Regions from separate parts of the Homo sapiens genome. Here region 1 is linked to region 2. The links are chromatin loops, found by intact Hi-C in ENCODE. Cell type or tissue: natural killer cell. All regions are shown on one strand. Each heading gives the region's core, and the rest is flanking DNA. Links, peaks and the distances in the headings are about the cores only.

The links. A loop is a pair of places that touch in the nucleus more often than their neighbours do. Peaks named below come from ENCODE experiments on the same cell type or tissue, not always from the same donor. Only the 100,000 strongest peaks of a DNase experiment are listed, where the experiment ranks them.
Region 1: a loop joins it to region 2, with 7 times the contacts of the local background. A loop is called at or near these places in 4 of 110 quality-filtered maps.

The regions. Positions count from the first base shown.
Region 1 is chr1:113,864,792-113,874,894 of GRCh38, reverse strand. PTPN22 (protein tyrosine phosphatase non-receptor type 22) reads left to right here and starts at 3,183. Exons shown (of 21, transcript NM_015967.8): 1 at 3,183-3,358. The coding sequence starts at 3,272. The region is part of intron 3 of AP4B1-AS1 (AP4B1 antisense RNA 1); the gene reads right to left. RefSeq lists enhancers at 3,178-3,437, 3,996-4,045. In natural killer cell, for the core only: no CTCF peak of the experiment used is centred there; DNase peaks (open chromatin) are centred at 2,424, 3,144 and 3,914; H3K4me3 peaks cover 1,575 bases; H3K27ac peaks cover 2,445 bases.
Region 2 is chr1:112,608,785-112,615,669 of GRCh38, reverse strand. It overlaps ST7L (suppression of tumorigenicity 7 like), which reads left to right. Exons shown (of 15, transcript NM_017744.5): 3 at 4,667-4,829. Among named protein-coding and RNA genes, the nearest start is that of ST7L, 6.9 kb to the left of the region's middle. In natural killer cell, for the core only: a CTCF peak has its summit at 1,010; a DNase peak (open chromatin) is centred at 1,009.

The sequences.
Region 1 (10,103 bases), core at 2,181-4,680, 1.3 Mb before region 2:
GTTTATTGTAATCTAATTCCTGACCTCTGTGATACTGATATTTCCCCTTAAACTAGCATACTCCCCTCTTCTTGGAACAGGTGACATGGTGACCAGCACTCTTCTCTGTTGTGTTCTTCCTTCTGACCAAGCACTACAGCCACATGAGGCAGCAGTGAGATGTGGCCTTGTCACTCCTCTTCAGGTGCTTATCCACAATTTACTTCCCACAATTTACTTGATGGTTCTGGCAAAATGTTTGTGAGTCTTTTTTTATTGCATGGAATTGTGTTCACTTAGGTTTTATGCCAGACTGGTTTAAATGATTCATCATAAATTCTGAAACTCTTTTAGGTATTTGCCAACCTTTACTGCATGTCTTGTTTCCCCTCCCCAGCTCTTTATCTTCCCGCAAGATACAAATGAGTCAACACAATCTTCATCAAAAAGCATTGTGCTCTGTAGAAGGAAGTGTGATAAATTAAGTAGTAGCTTATTTTTTTAAAAAAAAAATAATAGCTCCAGCTACTTGGAAGTCTGAAGTGGAAGGATCACTTGAGCCCAGGAGTTCCAGACTAGTCTGGGTAACATAGCAAGACCCTGTCTCAAAACAAAACAAACAAACAAACAAAAAAACCCAAAACAAAAAAAATAATTAAAGTTTTTTGTTTTCTTCTTCAGTTTGTTTTTTGCTTGCTTGAGTGGTCTGCTCAGGAAATGGCCTTGTAGCTAAGTGGGTTTTGGGGGTTTGGTTATTTCACAATGTCTCTATACCTTTTGGGTTTACAGTAGAATAGATTGCTGCTTGCTTTTTTAAAAAAGTGTGAAGTTCTGCCAAGACACTATTTACAGATTCTTAGATTTTGAGGAAAGGGACTATGGAGGCATCTAAGCAAAATTTTTTTTGTTATCTCCTATTTATTTCTGTCTTCTCCCTCATTAAGAAGAAACAAGAAAGTTAGTAAGAGATTGTGCTGAAATATAGGCTTGAGAAAAATAGATTTAAATTTTATTAGGCAGGTTTGCCTCATCAATTAATAAAAATTAATAAAGTTCTAGTTTTGTGTAATTGAGGACATTCTAAGGGTACAGAGAAATTATAAAACTATATTATCTTCTTTGTCCAAACATAGAAAATCATTTTCCTTTTAGGATTATGCTTTGCTACTCTGCAATTAAGCAAGTTAGTTTGGAATGTTTTTATTTTTATTTTCTTTCCCAAAGTTACCTAAGGAGTGTTTTAATTTTTATCAGTAATCATGTCTGTATCTTTAGTTCTGAGTTGCTTTATTAACTGGCTAAGGATGTTTTTGTTTTGTTTTGTTTTGTTTTTACCATATTCTGGCTTTCTCAGTGTTGTATGCCAATCTCCTAAGACAATGTTTAGAATTTAGTGGGTACTCAATAAATTTGTTGAACAACTTAATGGATTTTTAAATGTTTATTTCTAATTTTAAAAACGGTATGATAATTTTAGAAAGCAAACTTTATCATAATTCTAAAATTATGATAATTTTAGAAAGCAAACTTACACAATTGATTCTTTTTTGCTTCTTTTAGTCTTTAACTATGTACACACTTTTACATGGTTTTAGTTATTACAAACTTGAAATTTTGTATTTTTATAAATCAAAGATTTCCCATATTTTATGTTTTAAAATAGCCAAAGTAAACATCACGTTACTTAGAGCAGCAAGAAATTCTCTCTTAATTCTAGATGGGGATAATTTAAGAAATATACTATTCCTAACAAATATTGCTGAAGAATGAGGGTTTATTTTAATTTATGTATACTGGGATTGAGTTTCTTAATTTGAAATATTGTCTTTAAGTTGTCTATAACCAAGATATCTCGATGATCTTTCTTTTTTTTTTGCAGTACTTAGTAAAGAGCATGCAGTATCTTTAATGTTCAGATTAAGCAGTGTTCAGAATCATGATATCCTGAAGGAAGTTTGAATAATGTTGCAAAACAGAAAGGATTGCTAATATCTTAAATAGAGGAAGTCCTAACAACACATTTCCCAGTTTTCTTCAGGATCAAGACTAATTTTGTTAACATTTGTTGAACTTCTGCCTTCAATAAAGATGATATACTGATTTTTGGATGTTCTCACACTGAATTAGGCACTTGGGTAGACTTGTACCCATTGAGAGGTTATGCAAGCTCAAATGTGGAAAGTTTTTCTAGAAGAGCCTGCCTTTCAGGGCCAAAATGCCACAGGCACAGCATAACTTCCTGAAACAAATTTATTTCCTAAGACATTGGTTGCAGAGTAGAAATGTGTTCTTTAGAAACAGTTCTTCAGGCTTTCTGCCCTAAAAGTTACAATGTTGTCAGCAAGGTGGTTGATTTTACTTTCTTTTTGTTCCATCACAGTTTACCAGCATTACATATGCAGGGTATTGAGCTAACTGTCTGGTCAGGTGCTCCTTGTGGGGGCCACTTGCTCTAGATCCTATATAGACCAACACTCTTAGTCTTTATATCCAGAACCCAAGTGAAGCTTCAAAGGTTACTGGGAGGGTTGAAGAGGTGCTGAAATCAACACTTCCCTTAATGGAGGTCAGCACTTCCCCAGTCCTGGGAGAGACACAGACTGTCAGAAGCATCTGACTTTGCTTCATTCAAAAGGGAGTTTGAGGTATATATAGCAGACTTAAAAGTTATGAATAAAAATACCTTCTGTGATGAACAGAAGTTTCTCATTGATCACACTGACAAGAAACCTTTCGATGAACAGTCCGGGTAGAAGACATGTCACTCACTCTAAACAGTGTCTGTCTTCTTTCCTGGGCCTAACTGAACTTTGCAGAGTTCATTTGGGACATAAGGAAACAGAAGGTGTCAACTTGGCCCTTGTGCTCACTGGGAAAATGGGGAGAGACAGAACTCATTCAGGAGACCTGTAATTCTGTTCTTTCTCTGGGAGGCAAGAAGAAAGGTGAGTTTTGCATATGGGTGATGGAATGGAATAATCTCAGTTAAGCAGACCACACTTTACGTTCTAGTTAGCCTCTTGTTTGTTAAAAATTTGAATTGTAACCAGGTTCCTTTGCTGAGAAGGAAGGCACTAGGGCCCTGGAGTGAGATGATGGCTGTGTTATGTGACCACAGAAGGTGGTTACGTACTAATTTCCTCTAGGGCTTGTGATGAAGTCAGTAAACCACAGCCTTCAGCATGCTCTGCTCAGGCGGCAGCAGTGGCTTTTTGGAGGTGTCTCGGCCATGACACACATTTGACATGCCCTCCCTCAACCTACTTATAGACTATTTTTCTTGCTCTGCAGCATGGACCAAAGAGAAATTCTGCAGAAGTTCCTGGATGAGGCCCAAAGCAAGAAAATTACTAAAGAGGAGTTTGCCAATGAATTTCTGGTGAGTCCTGTATGTGACCCTCTCAGGGTAGTTACATACACTATTTAACTGACTATGGGGGTCCAATTTTCCGAGACCAAATTGCTCTTGGGATAAAGTAAATATGAGACCTTGGCGGGGAAGACAGAAAAAAAAAAGTTTGACTTCTCTGAGTGGTTTGCATGTATTTCAGGTATTCTCTCAAAATTACTGGTTTTAATATTTTGTTTGCTAGTTCTTTGGAGTTTGGTTAGGAATCCTACAGAAGACATATACAACTCCAGATGTAAAAACACTAATATTAATTGAACATCCAGATTTCCCCAGGTATCTAAGTTGTGGTTTATGCTTTATATTACTAATTTTAATTAATATTAAGAAGAAAGAGACCAATGTTAACTTTTCATGCAATATTACATTTTTAGCCTCCCCTCTGGGATTCTATTTGGTTGACAAAGGTTTTTGAAGAGCACCAAAACTACCCACTGCCACAGTTTTTTTTGTTGTTGTTGTTTGTTTTTTTAAGATTCAGAATCTTACTCTGTCACCCAGGCTGGAGTGCAGCAGTGCAACCACAGCTCACTGTAGCCTTGAACTCCTGGCCTCAAGTGATTCTCTTGCCTCAGCCTCCTGAGTAGCTGGGGCCACAGGTGTGTATCGCCATGCCTGGCTAATTTAAAAAAAAATTGTTTTTTTCTTTTTTGTAGATACGAGCCTTGCTTTTTTGCCCAGGCTTGTCTCGAACTCCTGGCTTCAAGCAATCCTCCCATCTTGCCTCCCAAAGTGCTGGGATTACAGGCATGAACCACTATGTCTGGCCATCATTTTTCTTTTCTTTTTCATATGAAAAATATATTATAACATGTGTTTTTTCAATAACAGGGCTTCCTTAACTTCTTTTGCTTGGAGAAGTGGAATGGCTAGGATGGAGAGTAGAGACAAGTGTAGGTCAAGGAGAGAAACATGAGTACAAGGTAGCTTCAGGTTGGGTGGATTAGATTACCCAGAAGAACAGTGAATCTCCTTTGAGAGAACTGTGATTATTGATGCAATGGCAGCTGGGTAGGCCTCATTCACCCTACAAGCTGAGATATCAGATAACATAGGGTGTCTAATAGTACCTATCATGTATTTTAGAATGCTTACAGCTGGCGTTTCAGAGATATAAGAATTTTAAACCTTAGCTCTTCAGTTGTGAAGAAATGGGTGGAAAGAGGGGAACTGAAGTACAAACCTGAAATTAAATCATGATTTTTTTTCACCAAATTATGAAGTATTTGACATGTTCTTAAATCTCTCTGTTTTCTAACTTATAAAATGGGGATAATAATACATGTCCTACCTATCCTCACAGGATTGTTGTGATGATTAAATATCAATAACAATCATTAAATGTGGTCATTTATTGAGTACCATTTATTGAGCACTTAGTATGTACCAAGTTCAGTTCTAAGCACTAAAAATACAGCGGTGAACAAAAAGAACCAAAACCTTTGCCTCCTGGAGCTAACACTCTGGTACCGGATAGCAGATGTGAAAACACTCTGAAAGTCTTGAGTAATTAGATATTATTGAGTGATTAGATATTATGATAGGAACTCCGATGTCAGCTCAACATGGATAATCTTGTGGTACTATGAAAAATGTGCTCTCACTGCCACTGGCTGATCAGTCTGAGCCCCTCTGGTAGAGTTACCTGAAAGGAGATAAGTAGGAAGTTCTAGCACATGTGTATACATGTCCCTGCCCCTGGACTATAATTCCTAAGCCAAGGTAACCCAAGGCATAGATGTAAAAAGTGAGCTGAGGGGCAGTGCCGGCCTCTGTTTTATTTTGGTTGTGTTTTTTAAAATAATGTAGACTGGCCGGGGGCAGTGGCTCACACCTGTAAACCCAGCACTTTGGGAGGCCGAGGCGGGTGGATCACCTGAGGTCAGGAGTTTGAGACCATCCTGGCCAACATAATGAAACCCCATTTCTACTAAAAATACAAAAATTAGCTGGGCGTGGTGGCAGGCACCTGTAATCCTAGCTACTCAAGAGGTTGACACAGGAGAATCGCTTAAACTCGGGAGGCAGAGGTTGCAGTGAACTGAGATAGAGCTGTTGCACTCCAGCCTGGACAACAAGAGCGAACTTCTGTCTCAAAAAAAAAAAAATGTAGACTATATCCCTAATATTTTACCTTTTCTCAGCTAAAGTCATTATAATTTCTCACCAAAATATAGCAGCTACCTCCTAACTGGCTTCTCTGCCTCTAGCCTTGCCCCACCTTCAGTCAATTTTCAGTTCAACACCCAAGTGATCTTTTAATCATACAAATCTGGTCTTTTTTTTGGGGGCGACAAAGTTTTGCTCTTGTCACCCAGGCTGGAATGCAATGACACCATCTCGGCTCACTGCAGCCTCCACCTCCCTGGTTCAAGCGATTTTCCTGCCTCAGCCTCCCAAGTAGCTGGGATTACAGGCATGAGCCACCACGCCTGGCTAATTTTGTATTTTTAGTAGAGACAAGGTTCCACCATGTTGGCCAGGCTGGTCTGTCCAACCAGGTAATCCACTCGCCTCAGCCTCCCAAAGTACTAGGATTATAGGCATGAGCCACCACGCCCAGCCAAATCTGGTCATTTTTTCCCTGCTTAAAAACTTGTTATAGTTTTTTTTAGCTGCTTAATATTGTGCAATATAATACACATTTAGAAAAGTACATAAAACATTTAAGTATAATTATAAAGCAACCATTAGCAGTGCAACCACTACCCAAGTCAAGAAACTGTCAGACCCCCGAAGACCCATGCCCCATCAGGTCCCCTACACCCATCTGCCCCTGTCCTGTCCTACCCTGGCCAAGGGATAATCACTATCCTGACTTTTATATTAATCACTTCCTTGCTTTTCTAGCTCCTGATTTTAAGGACCTTGTTTTTGGGTAGTGATTAAGTGTAACCTCACTGTTCACTGACTCATGTCCTCCAGTGGAAAAATAGAGTCTTCCTCTCAGCTCCATCTAAAGGTTTCAGATGAGACACCAGATAGAGAGCTTTGGGGGAGTAGAGGAGTAGTGAATGAGGCTAGACTGCTTGCTTGGACAAGGTAAATACTGCCACTAAATCAGAGGGCTTTCCATCTGGTCATGTTCTGTGTCCCATCTTAAGCCCTTAATGTATTCTCCCAGGATTTTATGTTTCCGAGGTTTGAGGACTCATTCTGTGACACAAGGCCACTGTTCACTTAACTGGTGGTAACTTTAAGGGAATTATCAAAAGGCATCTCTATTTCCAGGTAGATTCCCTGAGCATCCTAACCCCTTTACCCTCTCCCCAGGTCCATGGTTCAGATTTCAGTCTCCACTTCCTTCTTGGCCATACATCTTTGTACAGAGAACAATACAGATGGCTGTCTGTATCCCCAAGTTCTACATCCTTGGATTCAACCAACTATGGATCAAAAATATTTGAAAAAAATACCAAAAATAACACAACAACAAAAAATAAAAAATATAAAGCATAACAACAATTTATCTAGCATTTACATTGTATTAGGTATTATAAGTAATGTAGAGATGATTTAAAATATACAAGAGGTCATGTATAGTATGTGTAAATACTATGCCATTTTATATGAGGGACTTGAGCATCCACAGATTTTGGTAATTGAAGGGGGTGGTCCTGGAACCAGTCCCCCACAGATACTGTGAGAGGACTGTATTCATAATTGGATGTGGCAGTCCTGTTAATGGCAGCTGAAGCCAGTGCCATGCTGCTTATGTCTTTTCCCTGTGCCAGGACTAAATTCAGTAACTTTTCTGTAGTTGAAACTACCACTGACCACCCATCTAAGGTTTTTATACATTCATATAAACATTCATTGAGTGCTTATTGTGTGCAAAGTAATGCCCTAGATGCTAGGAATGCAATGCAATGCTCCATGCTTTAGTGGAGCTTATGTTATAAGGCAATAGATATGTCTTAGAGAGGCAGACATTAAACAACTAATTGCTATATTAAATATTTAATATAATTGTGATAGTCTGGGTGAGGTGGTCAAGGAAACATCAACATTCATTTTCTTATTTACTACTCCTTAAGAAAACCCTGTGAAATAGCTACAAATGTCATTTCTGACTTACAAATGAGGAAACTGAAGCTCTGAGAAGTTAAATAATTGGCCTAAGCTCACTCAGCTGTTCAGCCATAGAGATGAAATTTAACTCAGATCTGTCTTATTACAGAGCTGTAACATTAATCCTTATCCAATAGTGTTCTACTTCATCCAATGACACTGAGTCTCTCAAAGGACCTAGTTTTAGGGTAAGTTTTAGGGTAAGGACATAGTTAGTATAGTTTCTACACAGCAGAAACAGCAGGATGCAACTATACTGTTGAAATTTCTAAAGGTATTTTCAAACGTTCCTTATTATTGTTATAAAACAATATTATTGAAAGTTAAAAGAAAGTAAACTCACCATAATACCAACATTCTAACAAATCAAAACTTTTTTTGTGGATCTTGGCCAGGTGAGGTGGCTCGCGCCTGTAATCCCAGCACTTTGAGAGGCTGAGACGAGCAGATGGCTTGAGTCCAGGAGTTCAAGACAAGCCTGGGCAACATGATGAAACCCCGTCTCCACTAAAAATAAAAAATTAGCCAGAAGTGGTGGCACATGCCTGTAATCCCAGCTACCTGGGAGGCTGAAGTGGGAGGATCACTTGACCCCAGGGGGTGGAGGGTGTAGTGAGCTGAGATTGCACCACTGCACACCAGCCAGGGAGACAGAGTGGGACCCTGTCATACACACACATGAAAACCAACAATAGCTTTTTTTGTGGATCTTCTAGTTCTTGTCCATTTATGTAAATTTTTAATATTATTGTAATTATAGCATAGATACAATTTTGTGTTCTCATATTTTCACTTACCATTATACCAAAATTATCAGGCTGATTAAAATGTATATGATTTTTAATAGTTGATGATGCAGCATCATCACATGGACATATATTTGTCTATGTGGGTTTTGTTGTTGTTGTTGTTGTTGTTGTTGTTTTGAGATGGAGTCTCACTCTGTCACCAGGCTGGAATGCAGTGGCATGATCTCGGCTCACTGCAACCACCACCTCCCGGGTTCAAGCTATTCTCCTGGCTCAGCCTCCCCAGTAGCTGGGACTACAGGAGTGTGCCACCACACCCAGCTAATTTTTGTATTTTTAGTAGAGATGGGGTTTCATCATGTTGGCCAGGATGGTCTCGATCCCTTGACCTCATGATCTGCCTGCCTTGGCCTCCCAAAGTACTGGGATTACAGGTGTGAGCCACCGCGCCCAGCCTGTCCATCTGGTTTTATAATGAAAGAATAATAATCATAATAGAGAATGCTTCTATACCTCTTACAGACACTGTTCTAAACACTCATATATAAACTCATTTGCTCCATTGAGGAAGGTACTGTTTTCATTTCCATTTTATAGGTGAGGAAACAAACAGAGAGGTCAATTAACTTGCTCAGGGTCACATAGCTAGTAAGTGGTGGAACTGAATTTCAATTTCAGGTAGTCTTGCTTTGTCATCTGAAGTCATAAAAACTTTGGAGTCATATAAATCTTGGTTTGAATTTAAGTTATGCCCATGATTAGCTATGTGACCTTGGATTAAGTCAGTAAAATGTGGGAATAATATTCACTTTGAAGAACTGCTGTGAAGATAATAAGTATATAAACTTCCTGAGACATAGTAATACCCAAATAATTTATTTCTCCATTGTTAAACAGTTATTTCTAGTTTTTCATGATTATTGATAACACTAATATGAATATATTTTTCCATGTGGTTTTTCCCTTCTTTTGGATTAATCCTTAGGCTAGATCCCCAAAAATGTTATTACTGGGTCAAAGACTATTAGCATCTAATTGGTTAAGTATTACCAAATGTATTTCCAAAGGAGTTTTTCTAATTTGCAATATATGAATTTATCATCTTCTCTACCACCTTGCTAGACTTAATAAATATAAAAGAGAATAAAAGATGAAAACATTTTGCCTACTTACTATGTACTAGGCAATCTGCTAAGTGCTTTGCCGTACGTGATCTCGTTTAATCGTTACAACTACCCCAAGAGGAAAATATTATGTTCATTTTTACCCATGAAATGGAAAAGCCCGGATTTGAAACCAGTCTGTTTTTTTTCAAAGCCTCTTAACCTCTGTACTTAAACTGTATCAGGTAAAAATCATGACTTTTTTTCTGATATAACTAGCATAAAATAGTACTTTATTATGTTAATTTCATTCATTGGATTTCTGAGCCTTAAAATGTTCCATGATTATTTTAAATCTGCATTTCCTTATATACGTTTTCTGTTCATCTACTTTCCACAGTAACAACAGCTAATCCATAGAACTGTGTTCCAGACTCTGTGCTAAAAGTGCTTCACAAATAGAACTTCATTTACCTCCCAAAGAACCTTTTAAAATGGCTATCAATGTCCTACATGGTGTCTCTCCAGCTTCTTATAGCATGCTCATTTTCTTGTCCTTGCCATGCTTCCTCTGCCATAGGGCCTTGCACACATGTTGTTACCTCCGCCTTGAACATTCCTCACACTCCTCTTTACCTAGATAACATTTGGTAATTTTTTTTTTTTTTTTTTGAGACGGAGTCTCGCTCTGTCACCCAGGCTGGAGTGCAGTGGCACGATCTCTGCTCACTGCAACCTCTGCCTCCTGGGTTCAAGTTATTCTCCTGCCTCAGCCTCCTGAATAGCTGGGAC
Region 2 (6,885 bases), core at 68-2,567:
TACGTTGCCCAGGCCAGAGTACAGTCGATATTCACAGGCACCATTATAGCACACTGTGGCCTTAACTCCTGGGCTCAAGCCATCCTCCCGTCTCAGCCTCCCTAGTAGCTGGGATTACAGGCATGTGCCACCATGTCTGACTACAGCATTTTAATATTGGCAACATTGGGAAGACTAAAATTTATGTGTCATGAATTCAACTTACAGTTTTTTCAAGCCCCAGTTTCCTCATCTGTTAACTGGCAGTTAATAGCATGAACTTTATAGGATTATGAAGAGTAAATCAGATAATGTTGTAAGTTTATAACATGATAGCTGGTTCAGAATGTACACTTAATGAATTTTGGCCATTATTCTGAGAATTCTCACAATTAAGAAACCTGTTTGGCCTGATACAGTGGTTCATACCTGTAATCCTAGCACTTTGGGAGACCGAGGTGGGGTGATAGAGTTCGAGACCAGCCTGGGAAACATGGAAAAACCCTGTCTCTTCAAAAAAATACAAAAATTAGGCGTGTGTGGCGCACCTATAGTCCCAGCTACTGGAGAGGCCAAGGTGGGAGGATCACTTGAACCCTGGAGGGAGAGGTTACAGTGAGCCAAGATGGTGCCACTGCACTCTAACCTGAGTGACAGAGCAAGACTCTGTTTCAAAAAACAAAAACAACAAAACTGTTTAACTTTAATTCAACTTTTCCTTGAAGAAGATATTTTTAATTTAAAAAAAATAAAATATTTTTTATAATTCACGTTAACATCCCTAGGATGTCATGTTTACTAGTGTACACTTTGGAACAATACTGCTGCAGATAAAAATCTTAAGAAGTTTTATGCCATGCATAGCCAATAAATTTTTCTCTTCCCTTTAAATTTTTATTTATTTTTTGTAGAGACAGAGTCTCACTGTGTTGTTCAGGGTAGTCTCAGACGCTTGGGCATAAACGATCCATTCTCCTCGGCCTCCCAAAGTGCTAAGGTTCCAGGCGTGAACCACCATGCCCAGCCTGTTCTTTTTTTTATCTCTAGGTGGTGCTCTCCAGCTGTAGTAGAAATAGCATTTGTATTGGATCTATTTTTTTAAATAGGGACTAAATACAGACCATTTTGTTAAAGTGAAATGCCAAACAAGAACGAGATTTTTCTCTTGGCTAAAAAAAATAGAAGCTATTGAGGAATTCAGGATTAAAACTACATGTTAATATAAGCCTCATAATTTAACATAAGCATATTTTAGCATGTTTAGTCCATAGCATACAAAAGTCTAAGTAAAGACGATAAACTGTCTTTAAGCCAGGCACGGTGGCTTACACCTGTAATCCCAACACTTTGGGAGGATGGAGTGGGAGAATCCCTTAATGCCAGAAGTTTGAGACCAGCCTGGGCAACAACAAGACCCTGTCTCTATTTAATATGGTTTTTGTTTGTTTGTTTTAAAGAAACTATCAATATTAAGCAGCTGATATAGTGGAAAAAGCTCTGGTTTGGGAACCAGAAGATAAAATTTTGAATCTTAACTCTGCCACTTACTAGCTGATAATTTTGGGCAAGCTACATAAACTGTCTAAGCTATAATTTCCTCATTTATAAGAGGGGGATAACTTATATATATGATGTCTAAAACCTTGTAAAAAACTTTTTGTGGCCAGGTGTGGTGTCTCGTGTCTGTACTGCCAACACTGTGGGAGGCTGAGGCAGGAGGATTGCTTGTGGCCAGGAGTTCAAGAGCAGCCTGGACAAATGAACAAGATCTGGTCTCTGTATAAAATTTTAAAAATTTAGCGCGTTGTGGTGGCGCATTCCTGTAGTCCCAGCTACTTCAGAGACTGAGGTGGGAGGATTGCTTGAGCCCAGGAAATCGTGGCTGTGGTGAGCTGTGATCATGCTACTGCACTCCAGCCCGGGCAACAGAGTGGACCTTGTCTCAACAACAAAACAACAACAACAAAAACCCAAAAAAACCTTTTGTTACTCTTTATAAAACCGCATTTTAAATATACACAAATTAGGAAATTCAAGTAACATTTTAAAGGTTAAACTGTATTATTACCCTTGCAATGTTGATGGGTTTTTATTAGCAAAGGTTGTTGTGTTTATAATTTCTTTTACCACCTGGATTTAACAAACTTGTATATACATATAATCACATATACATGTATAAAGAGATATATTTATGAATCAGTCTGGTGTAATGGTTGGAAGCTCCGAAGTCAGGCAAACCTGAATAAGAATCCCAGCTCTGCCAGTTACCAGTGATGTGAACTGTTATTTAAATTTGGAATGTGTGTCCTCATCTCTAAAATCAGTTGTTATAAAAATTAAATGACATAATGCATGTCAAGGATTGGCATAATGTGTGGCTCATAGAAAGCTTTTGATAAGTATTTGCAGTTATTATTACCATTGTTCATTTGTGTTAAAAAGTTGACTCAAAAGTTGAAAAAAGCCCCTAACTTCATACTCATTCATTAGAAAACCCACCTGCACTTTGTATGGTGAAGGGAAGTGTGTTGTTGTTGCCCTTGATGGTACTTATCTTCTCTTTTTTTTTTTCGAAACAGTGTTTTACTCTGTCACCCAGGCTGGAGTGAAGTGGTACAATCACAGCTCACAGCAGCCTTGACCTGCTGAACTCAAGCAATCCTCCCACCTCAGCCTCCAAAGTAGCTGGGACTACAGGCACACACCCTCACACCTGGCTCATTTTTTTTATGTTTTGTAGAGATGGGGTCTCACTATGTTGTCCAGGTTAATCTCAAATTCCCAGCCTCAAGTGATCCTCCCACCTCAGCCTCCCAAAGTGTTGGGATTATAGGCATGAGCCACCGTGCCTGGCCCTATCCAATTTTCTTAGCCAAGATTTATTCAATATAAACCTTTTCTGTCACATGAACAGTTTCTGCTTGTGTAAAGAAGTTTTATCTCACTTCTTAGTAAAATATATGGTAGAAGTCAAACCATGGCCTCATTTGGTGGTAATTCTTGCTAACTTAAGAGTGAGCAGAAAGAGATACCATTTTAGACTGAGCATAAAACATTAGTGACATGATAGAAAAAATGCTGCACCATGATTTTCTCACACTTTCCTATAAACGTTGTGGCATGTAGTCAGCGGGCCCCAACATGACTATACTTTTGGCACCTATGTAGCATATTTGTTCTGTTATTTACTGAAGCAAAAAAATAACATTCCTACAGATTTGAAAATGCTGATTTTTTTGTGATGGGTTCTGTTTGTGGTCATAGTAAAATAGTTTTCAAAAATATTATAATCTGGCCGGTCATGGTAGCTTACACCCATAATCCTAGCACTTTGTGAGGCCAAGGAGGGCAGAGCGCTTAAGCCCAGGAATTTGAGACCAGCCTGGGCAACATGGCAAAACCTTGTCCCTACAAAAAACATAAAAATTAGCTGGGCATGGTGGCACATGCCTGTAGTCCTAGCTACACGGGAGGCTGAGGTGGGATGATCACCTGAGCCCAGGGAGGTCAAGGTTTCAGTGAGCTGTGATCATGCCACTGTACTCCAGCCTGGTGACAGTGGGATCCTATCTCAAAACATTTTAAAAAAAGGAAATAAAAAGATTAAAATCTCTTAGTTGTGCATATGCTTTGTTTATTCTTTAAAGTAATACATGTATCCACTACATTTGGCAGAAGACTAGTCTGTCAGGTGACTTTTTTTTTTTTTTTTTTTTTTTTTGAGACAGGGTCTCACTCTATTGCCCAGGCTGGAGGGCAGTGGTGCAATCTCAGCTCACTGCAGCCTTGACCTCCTTGGGCTCAAGAGATCCTCCCACTTCAACTTCCTGAGTAGCTGGAACTGCAGGCATGCACCACCTCACCCAGCTAATATTTTATTTTTATATTTTTCTGTAGAGATGAGGTCTCACTGTTTTGTCCAGGCTGGTCTAGAATTCTTGGGCTCAAGCGATTCTTCTTGAGGATCCCTCTTTTGGGACTTCTTGGCCTCCCAAAGTGCTGGAATTACAGACGTGAACCACCGTGTCTGGCCTGGTTTCTCTTTTTATATCAGTGATAAACCATGGAAATAGAAAGAAATGAATATCCTGATTTTTAAATGGTTCAATATGGGAATCAACTTGACCTTAACCTTTATTAATAATTTTGCCAAATACCAGAGTAGTACTTTTTGCTTCAGAAAGCACTTTCTTATAATTCTTGTTAACCACATTTAGCTGAGGCTCTGAGATATTAAGAGATTAAGTGACTTGCCCACAGCACACAGCTAATAAATGACTGATTTGGGAGTTAAAACATGGGCATGCTGATGCTAGTCTAGTCTGTTCATCCACTATGCTTATTATTTGAAAACTGTTTATGCTGCAGATAGAATAAAATGACAATGTAACTTAACAGAGTTAAATTACTTATAGATTAAAATGCTTCTTTCTGTTTTTAATGCTTTATTACATATGCCTAGTTTTGCTTAAGCTTGTCTAAATTTTATGACGGAACTATAAAAAATGTATTTCACTTTTACGTGACATGTTATTGGTGAATCTTGTGTTTGTATGTTTTTTTCTTTTTGAAAGGAGAGTGCATTTAAAATGCTGAATTGAACAGGACATCTTGAGAGAATGTTTTAATTTGAGCTCATGTATCTGCTGATCGATTCTAAGTGCAGGATATTTTCTGTTTGTCATAGATATTTGAATGGTGGTACTTCCATAAGCATGGCACATCTTTTATTGAGCAAGTATCTGTAAGCCATTTGCAACCACTGATGGGAGGAACAGAGAGCAGCATTTCAGAACCAGGTTCTCCTTCGAGGAACAGAGAAAATGAAACCAGCAGACAGAATTTGTCAGGTGACTACTTTTCTAATGTGTTTTCAGAGCTGTGTATTTAAGATTGAGTTTGGCTCTGGGAGATAGAAAACTCAAAACAGCAGAGTGCTGTGGTGTGCATGTTTGTGTTTCCCCCAAAATTCTAATCACCAATGTGATGTTACGAGGTAGGGTCTTTGGGAGGTGATCAGGTCATGAGGGCAGTGCCCTCAGGGATGTGATGAATGCCCTTATGAGAGACCCCAGAGAGCTGCTTGCCACTTCTACCGTGGGAGGACACCACGAGAAGGCGCCGTCTGTGAACCAGAAAGCAGACCCTCACCAGACACCAAATTTGTTGGTACCTTGGTCATAGACTTCCCAGCCTCCAGAACTGTTAAAAATAAATTTATACTGTTTATAATCTACGCAGTTTGTGATATTTTGTTATAGCAGTCCAAATGGACCAAGACACAGAAATTTGTCTTTCATGTTAATATAGTTAGTCCATGGCTAGTATGGAAAACAATAATCATCAGATACCCAGACCCCTTCTATTTTGTTAGCCTGCCATCTCCAAATGTAGTTTTTACTTTGTCGTGTAAGACTGTTGCTCTTGCTTCAGCCATCATATCCACATTCCAATCAGTAGGAAGGAAAGAAATCCGGGGTAAGGTCACTACTTCCCTCTACTCCACCCCACAGAAGCCAAGGACTATTCTCAGAAATGTTACATACTATTTCACCTTACTTCCTACTGGTCAGGTCTGTTTCATATGGCCATTACTAGCTATAAGGAAGGCTAGAAATTTTCATCATTTTCTCAGTGTATATATATATATACGCCCAGCAAATCAGGGAATCTTATGACTAATAAAGGAGAGAACAGAAACAGCCATCTCTGCCAAGAGAGAAAAGTAGGAAAAAAAATTTTTTTCAGTATACTTAAAAAGGCATCAAAGTCTCAGCTCTTCATGGATGGATATTCCATTGTCATACTTTTATTGTAGACTGTTCCTCTATTTGTGTCGAGTAATCGCAAATTTATTTATTTATTTAGTTAGAGACAGAATCTTGTCTGTTGCCAGGCTGGAGTGCAGTGGTGCGATCTCGGCTCACTGCAACCTCTCCTTCCAAGTTCAAATGATTCTCCTGCCTCAGCCTCCCGAGTAGCTGGGACTACAGGCATGCACCACCATGCCTGGCTAATATTTTGTATTTTTAGTAGAGATGGGGTTTCACCATATTGGCCAGGATGGTCTCAATCTCTTGACCTCATGATCTGCCCACCTTGGCCTCCTAAAGTTCTGGGATTACAGGCGTGAGCCACCATACCCAGCATTTTTTTTTTTTTTTGAGACGAAGTCTCTGTAGCCCAGGCTAGAGTGCAGTGGTGCAATCTCAGCTCACTGCGACCTCTGCCTCCTGGGTTCAAGTGATTCTCCTTCCTCAGCCTCCCAAGTAGCTGAAATAACAGGCATGTACCACTGCACCCAGCTAATTTTTGTATTTTTAGTAGAGATGGGTTTCACCATGTTGGCCAGGCTGGTCTTGAACTCCCGACCTCAGGTGATCTGTCTGCCTCGGCTTCCCAAAGTGCTAGGATTACAGGCGTGAGCCACTGAGCCTGGCCAGCTAGAAAGCAAATATTTTTAATGATACATAATTAGGAAAGGAAAATTTACAAAGCCAAATACAATTATTATTATTATTATTTTAATAGAGATGAGGTCTCAGTATGTTGCCCAGGCTGGTCTCGAACTCCTGGGCTCAAGTGATCCTCCCACCTCAGTCTCCCAAAATGTTGGAATTACAGGTGTGAGCCATCGCTCCTGGGCCAAAATGAATATTTTGGATTATTGTTCCTTTCACTGGGATAGGTAATAACCATATAGTAATAATACAAATGAGTTAATTCCATAATATTCCAAATGCCTCATTTGTTCAATAGCTTACCACTAGAGTTATGATAGTTTAGTAGAAAAATACTGCCTGAGTGCAACTGGTGGCACTTTTTAGATTTGGTCAAAGTCCCTGAGGAAGCACCATTTAAGTGGAGTCCTGAAGCCTGACTAGGAATAGTGGGGTGGGGTTGGCA